Linked DNA regions of Homo sapiens: region 2 is linked to region 1. Evidence: chromatin contacts called from ENCODE Hi-C or POLR2A ChIA-PET data. All regions are on one chromosome and are shown on one strand. The core of a region is the stretch at or near the end of the contact, and the rest is flanking DNA. Distances in the headings are between cores, read along the strand shown. Region 1 has its middle 3.7 kb from the start of LINC00426. Region 2 overlaps USPL1 (ubiquitin specific peptidase like 1).

Region 1 (3,753 bases), core at 999-3,498:
TTTCTCCTATGTGTATGAGTATATTTCTGGACTTTTAATTCTGTTCCATTGATATTTGTGTCTGTCTTTATGTCAATCTGTACCACACAGTCTTGATTACTGTAGCTTCATAGTAAGTCTTGAAATTAGGAAGTGTTAATTCTCTAACTTTGCTCTTTTGAGTGTGCTTTGTAGACAGCATATTGATTAATGCTGTTATTGCTACTTGGAGGTCCTTTTGGGTAAACCTAACTCATTTCCTGTCTTAATCCCCTGTGTGGTTCTTAAGGATTTGTGCCTTCTCCTCAAGCCCCTACCCTGCCTTTGCTCCTCTCATTCTTAGTTCTTGACTTTGCCCCTGCCTTGGCCCAAAAGTTAAAGTCATCAGCTAACGATTCTTTTGAGCTCTTATGCTCCTCTGCTATAAGGTCACCTCCATTTGCACTAATCCTTACCTGCTTGGTTCCTAGCTCAGAGAACAATACCAGTTATAATGACAGTTAGCTAATTATAGTTAACAAATATTGAGTTATTTCTATGGGCCAAACACAGATATGCACTTCACACCATTTCTCATTTAATCAGCATAACATTTCTATCAGATGGAGAGATATTATTATTCTCATTTTACAGAAGAGGAAACAGAGGCAACAAGGTTCATTACTTCATTATCTTTTCCATGGTTTTGTAGCTAGAAGGAGATGGAGCTGGCATTCAAGCCCAGGGCTGTGTGATTTCTGTCCCTCCTCCTGGCCAAAGCTAACAATCCCAGCAGTGCTCACAATTTTGTCCCCACGTAGCTGATGGAGAAGCTCGCTCCATTCATTATCCAGTGTCCCACCCCACCCCCACCCCCATTGTCTCTTCTACTTTCCCTCTCCACTTGCTCCTTTCTTTTTTCTTTTTAAAAGATTTTAGAATTATTTATTTATTTTGAGACAGGGACTTGCTCTGTTGCCCAGGCTTACTAAATTTATCTGGGTCCTTTGTAATTTCTGCATTCATCCTAATTTTTTGGAAGAAAAGTTCAAAGTAGCAGAATGTAGTGGCACAATCATAGCTACTGCAGCCTCAAACTCCTGGGCTCAGACAATCCTCCTGCCTCATCCTCCCAAAGCTCTGAGATTACAGGCATGAGTCACTGCACCTGGCCCTTGCTCCTTTTCATCATGGTGCTCACAACAAAATAAGTATTTTCAACTTGGGCTAAGAAGTTAAAGATATCCAACCCTTTTCTGCAGCCAGGCTTGGGTTCTGCAGCTTCATATGTTAAGTTGTGTATTTGATAGCTTCACCAGAATACGTCGGGGGCACCTCAAACATCAAAACAAAACCTACCATCTTCTCTCCAAACCCGCTCTTCTTTCTGAATTCTCTGTCTCAGCAGATGGCTCTTCCAACCATGCAGTAGTCCAAGCCCAAAACCGGCAATGGAAAAACCCAGATTTTGGTTTCAAAACCCTGCTCTGCCACTTACCAGATAGGAGACTATTGGCCCTCAGTTTCCCAATCTGAAAAGTAGGAATAATAGTCCTACCTCACATGGTTGCTTTTAAGGCTAAGTGATCATGTTAGTTGCTCAAAAATAAGAAATTATCATCATTATCATCATTGTCATTATCATTATTATTGTCATTGTCACCTCGTGATGCTTCCTTGCCTAAGTTCTACAAAAATATCCTGCACCCTCCTTTTAATTCCTTTGATTCTGCTGTTACTTTTGCCAAAAGGTTATCCTGACATTCTAGAGCAGTGATTGCTAAAGTGCCAAATCAATCCTTAGAGATTCAGGAAGAAAGTATTAGAACGTTAATTTATATTCATTTAAAAAAATCTCATCTTTTAGGTTTCTATTTATAATTTTTAAATGTTTAATAGAGTATATATAAAATTTAGAAATAAATATAACTATTGAGGGTGCATGTTCAAAATTGTTGCGAAGGCTAGATTATAAAAATAGTTGGGAGGTCACCATTCTTGGCTGGGTAAGGTGACCCTGTTCTTTTCTTCCCCCAGAATGACATGCTGCTTTGTCATTATTTATTGTCTTCCTTATGGACAACATGAGGACAGCGACTGTGATTCAGTCAGGATGAATCTGCAGACAGCAGGATCCACTCTAGTTATAGTAGAAATGGATTTATTAGAGGTGGATGACTTTCAGCAGAGGTCCCTAAACTTAAGGGCATAGCAGAATCACCTAGAAGGCTTGCTAAAGTCAAGCCTACCAGGTCCCGCCCCCAGAGTTTCTGATTCAGCAGGTCTGGGGTGGGGCCCAAGAATTTGCATTTCTAACAAGTTCCCAGGTGCTGCTGGTCCAGAGCCCACCCTTGGAGAACCACTGGGCTATAGAATGATGTCAAGGGCTGGAGAGGGAGGCTACAGAGTGGGTCTAGGTCCAGGTACAGTCTCAGAACCACACTGCAAAACTGGCTTAGTCAGGTAGCTGCTGTATCTGCTGCTTCCACTGTGAACTCAAAAACCACATTGCCTGTGCTGCAGGCCGGAAAGCTGCTGAACCAGGAAGCTGTGCTGATGCTGCTGACTGCCCCTGAGGTTAGAGATTGACTAGACATAGTGCCACTGTCATCCCTGCTGGAGAAGGTCCGAAGCACCTCCACCTCTGTGCTTCCAGAGGGGCACTGTGGTGGCCACTTAAAATGCTCAGGCTATACCATGCACTAGAGCATCTACCTGGGTAAGCTGCTATTATTATTATAATCGACCTGGAAGATTACTCTGGGGAAACCCTAGTGCAAGGGACTTTGGAGGAAGAGGTCTTTGGTGTTTCAGGCTTTGGTGCACAGGAAATCTTGCTAGGAGGTTGGAGTGGTTTTGTGTGAGGTGAGAGCAATGTCTGCTGCAGACTATTTTTCATGTTGGCTCCTGGTATGGTGCCTGAGCTCTAGGACTTGGCACATAGAAGGCCCTCTTCCTTTTCCTTCCTCAACCTGCTAGTCTCAGCCACTCCCCTGAGCACATACAGTATGCTGAAGTGTTTCAGTGTTTCAAGTGGGCTCTTGAGCATGCTAGGTATCCAGGGAGACCAGAATTCTTGCAGTGACAAGTCCGCTGGGGCTATTTCCATCTAGGAGTCAGTCTCACTTAGCTCACTGGGGATCTAGGTTACATGTGTTTTCCCAGAGTGACCTCCCCCTAACCCCCTTCCCTCCACATCCTTGTCTCCAGAGCCTGGAACCCTGGGATGCCACCTTGGTCTTGAGAATCTCAGGCTGAATCCATTTCTAGGAGGGAGACATGAGATTCTTCCACAAATGAGGTGGGGAGGGGTTGGAGGAAACTATTATTTCTAATACACCCTTCAGGCAACAGGTGCAAGCATAGAGAGTTCCAGCTTAAACTTTAGGATGGTATGACAGTGACAGGCATTTAGCAGAAAGTGCACTTCAGGGCTGGGCGCGGTGGCTCACGCCTGCAATCCCAGCACTTTGGGAGGCCGAGAAGGGTGGATCATGAGGTCAGGAGATTGAGACCATCCTGGCTAACACAGTGAAACCCCGTCTCTACTACAAATACAAAAATTAGCCAGGCATGGTGGCACACGCATGTAGTCCCAGCTACTCAGGAGGCTGAGGCAGGAGAATCGCTTGAACCTGGGAGGTGGAGGTTGCAGTGAGCCAAGATCATGCCACTGCACTCCAGCCTGGGCAACAGAGTGAGACTCCGTCTCAAAAAAAAAAAACAAAAAGTGCACTTCGGATTCTGAAGACTGGCCTTTATCCCACAGGCAAGGGATATGCTGTATGACACTCT
Region 2 (3,381 bases), core at 269-2,768, 270 kb before region 1:
TAAGTTCTTGGTGCTCCATGTCACCATGGTCTGAATGTAACTCCTAAACAACTTAAAGAAAAGTAGCAGATTTGGGCCCGCTAGGCATAATTCACCTGATTTATCAATGGACTCTTTTCCCAATGGGGAGACATTAGAGATGTGGGTTATGTGAGATAAGGTGTCCAAGGAACTTAATTAGTTTTTAGGATTCTATATGTTTTAATTACATATGACACCATGATGAACCCAATTACTTTTAGGTTAGCCCTAAAAACTATATTAAATTTATTTCTAAATTCCATTAGACACAAACAAATCAAGTTATACAAATTTCAAAATTAAAAAAACACAAAGGACTTATATAAAGACCTTGGCATTTAAAATTTAAGTGAAACTTCATACACTAGTTCAATTTACTTTTGAAGAAAACAGGAAATGCCCACATTATAAATTCTGCTCATAAATTGGCCCACTGGAACTCAAAACACATTTTCCATTAAAAGACTTTTACCTAATGAATCCATTTCCAGATCAGAGCATGAATCTTTAAGGGAAGCAACTTATTTGTATAGTTAAAAAATATATATGCTGCAGTGCAACCAATTAACAGATTACACAAAACAATGGTACGAGTCTATGTTCAGTGCTGGGGCACAGGAAAAAGCAGGTATGAACAGCTAGATGAAATCATATACACCAAGCAGCCTAAAGCAGGCCATGGTCCAAGGCAGGATGGCAGACCCCATGCTCTGCTGCTCTTCTCCTCACCTCATCATCAACATTTACATCTCAAAACTGACACCTGGCAGCCAAGACAGATTACAGACTTCTGTAATCTTCAGACAGATACAGACACCTCCTCTTCCTTCCCACTTCGCCCTCCTACACAAATGCTATCAAATAATAGTGAGGGGCAAAAAAGATATGAGTCCAAAAGGACAAAGAAAGGAAAATAAGCAAATAAGAAGTCAAATATTTAGAGGACAGAAAGCAAACAGAGAAGTGGCACCTTACCCAGCAGAACGGGCAAAGTGAAGACATGAGTACTACGGAGTGCATATGTTGATGACAAAGAAGAGCTTATTTTTCCCAGAGAACCCCTAAAGGACTGGATATTTATGGGCAACAGATGTGATAGAATGTGGGGATGAGGCCTTGGGCTAAAAACTACGATAGTGACTGGAAGTGTGTACATAATAAAGAGCACCCTATGCTGCAGGCCCAGAGAGGAACCAGCGCAGACTGCAGCAAAGAGTGAAAGGTGGCAGGAAAGAGTTCCAGGAAAAAAAGGGGAGAGGAACAGAGTAAAAAACTGTGAAGCATCTGAGTATTGAAAATTTATTAATAAGTCTTTAAAGTATTTGGCAAAAACTCACAGTACATAATAAAACAAATGAAAACAAGGCAAATAACAATTCCCGGAAAAATAAGAATTGTAAAAGTGAAACCTAACTATATATACTGCTTGGCTGAAGAGGGAATAACACATGTATATTAATAACAATGCAAACACCGAGTACTGAGTTAGCCAAATACGCAATTGCATTGAAAGGACAGGGAAAGGCTAAACAGAGATGGGGCCCAGGTGTTGGTGTGAGAACCCTAGTCTCAATTACTATAAAAGGAGAACAGACTGCATTACGGTAGAATAGGCACATCAATTTGAAAAGTAAAAGTAAATACTACCTTAATTTGAAGGTTTAAAGTAGATACCTGGAGGAGGGAACAGGGGACTACTGCCCTTTTTCCCTTTTGAGCCTGTAAGCACTGATAAACTGAGGATTTATTACTTCAATGAGAATAAACCTTTAGGAAAGATTCTGAAGGGTTTCTGGCACATTCAAGGGCATAAAGGTTAATGTTCCCGGTTCTTTATTACATCAAATTAGACCTCAAAACATTTCCTTAATGTACGATTAGACTGAAAATGAAGAGTAGAGAGGTTGTGTACATGTGTGAGTGCATTAATGAGACAGAGGGAAACGGCCTGAGATGGAACTGACCTGTGAGTTTAAACAGATGGTTCTCTGGTAATACTGGAAAAGGTAATGCTGACCAACCTCCCCAACTGAGGACAAACAGAAAAGCTGGCAAAATACAATGAAAATATATCTGCTCAAGGCCACTAGATAGCTTTCAAGATGATGAGGAATTAGCATGCTGAGATCTAGGAGAAGATGGAAATTCAGAGAGATGAGCCTGTGGCTTATCTTTGAATCATCTTAGTTCTTGAAATCTGATTAAGGAAATCCCAGAATTCTAGAAACTCCATACACTTGGCAGAGGAGAGAAAAACTGAAGCTTGATATCCTTAAAGGGAGAAAAAAGGCAAAAAGAAGGAAAGACACTAGGAGAGTGGGGCCAGAGAGTCAGCCTAAGTTGGCTTTTCAGTGGCTTCACCGTGACAGTGGGCTCACTGGCCAGATAGAGCGAGGCAGCTGGCAACCCAGAAATATATGTTAACTCAAATTTCAGAAAGGTAAGTTGTTGTCACCATTTTCAATCCTACACATTAAGAAAAATGTAAATCCACCTTCATTTTGTACTAAAAATTATAAGACAATTTTAACTCACTTTTCTAATACCATTTTTCTTATTTGTGATTTACTGTTGCAATTGTTACATGGACCAAAATGGGCAGCATTAAGTGGGTGCCACTCAGGGATGACATTTGTAAAGGTGACCAGACTCTTCATATGCCTATAAAAAAATGACATAACAAATTCATTAACGTTAAATGCATTTACATTAATTTAAACCAATGTCTAAAAGTATTCCTCCCCTTTTTCGTGATTCATACTTTCTTATTTCCCCAAATCATGTTAATATGGCAATGTTCCTCCCTACCTCTAGTAAAGAAGCTCTGTGAAGATGCTCCATGTTAATTTCCCATATCTTTCAACTATGAGATGAAGCAAGAAAAAAAGACAGGGTTCCTCAATGGTATCACTGCATTTTTCACCAGAGAGTCTTTGCTGTGAAGCACTGTCCTGTGCACTGTAGGATGTTAAGCATCATCCCTGGCCTCTCCTCACCAGATGCCAGTAACGGCATCCAGTTGTCTGTAGATGTTGCCAAATGTCCCAAGGGGGAAAAAATAGCCCTTAGTGAAGAACCACTGTTCTAAGGTTGTCAAATTTATTAAGAGCTCACCCCTTACTCAAATAACTCAAACTGGCTAGCCATTACAGACAACCAAAAATGAAAAGGGGATGTTTCCAAACATAAAATCAGGAATACATACAACTTAACTTTTTTTAATCCTTAAAAAAAAAACACACACACACACAGCATTAATTGTGAACAAATTTTGTTTTCACAGGTTACACAAGTTCTAAATTTGCACTTTAGTCTGAATACTTGAGAGCAACGCCATCTAAAAAGATGACCTTTAAAGAT

Evidence for each region. Hi-C counts contacts between places; a loop is a spot of excess contacts on that map. ChIA-PET counts read pairs that join two places held with the same protein, here RNA polymerase II (POLR2A). Pooled maps may share reads with other maps.
Region 2: a pooled map shows a loop between it and region 1 (1.8-fold over the local background). The contact joins two enhancer-like sites. A Hi-C loop is called at or near these places in 4 of 50 pooled maps. POLR2A ChIA-PET finds 5 or more read pairs at or near these places in 3 of 52 experiments (GM12878, activated CD8-positive, alpha-beta T cell and activated T-cell).

The regions. Positions count from the first base shown.
Region 1 is chr13:30,375,751-30,379,503 of GRCh38, reverse strand. No RefSeq gene overlaps it. Among named protein-coding and RNA genes, the nearest start is that of LINC00426, 3.7 kb to the right of the region's middle. RefSeq lists enhancers at 2,292-2,351, 2,482-2,601. Within about 2 kb of position 2,248, at least 5 of the 41 ENCODE cell types and tissues checked have a DNase peak (open chromatin) inside an H3K27ac peak, as active enhancers do.
Region 2 is chr13:30,646,233-30,649,613 of GRCh38, reverse strand. USPL1 (ubiquitin specific peptidase like 1) reads right to left here. Exons shown (of 9, transcript NM_005800.5): 7 at 2,557-2,682. Among named protein-coding and RNA genes, the nearest start is that of TRN-GTT2-4, 26 kb to the left of the region's middle. Within about 2 kb of position 1,518, at least 2 of the 41 ENCODE cell types and tissues checked have a DNase peak (open chromatin) inside an H3K27ac peak, as active enhancers do.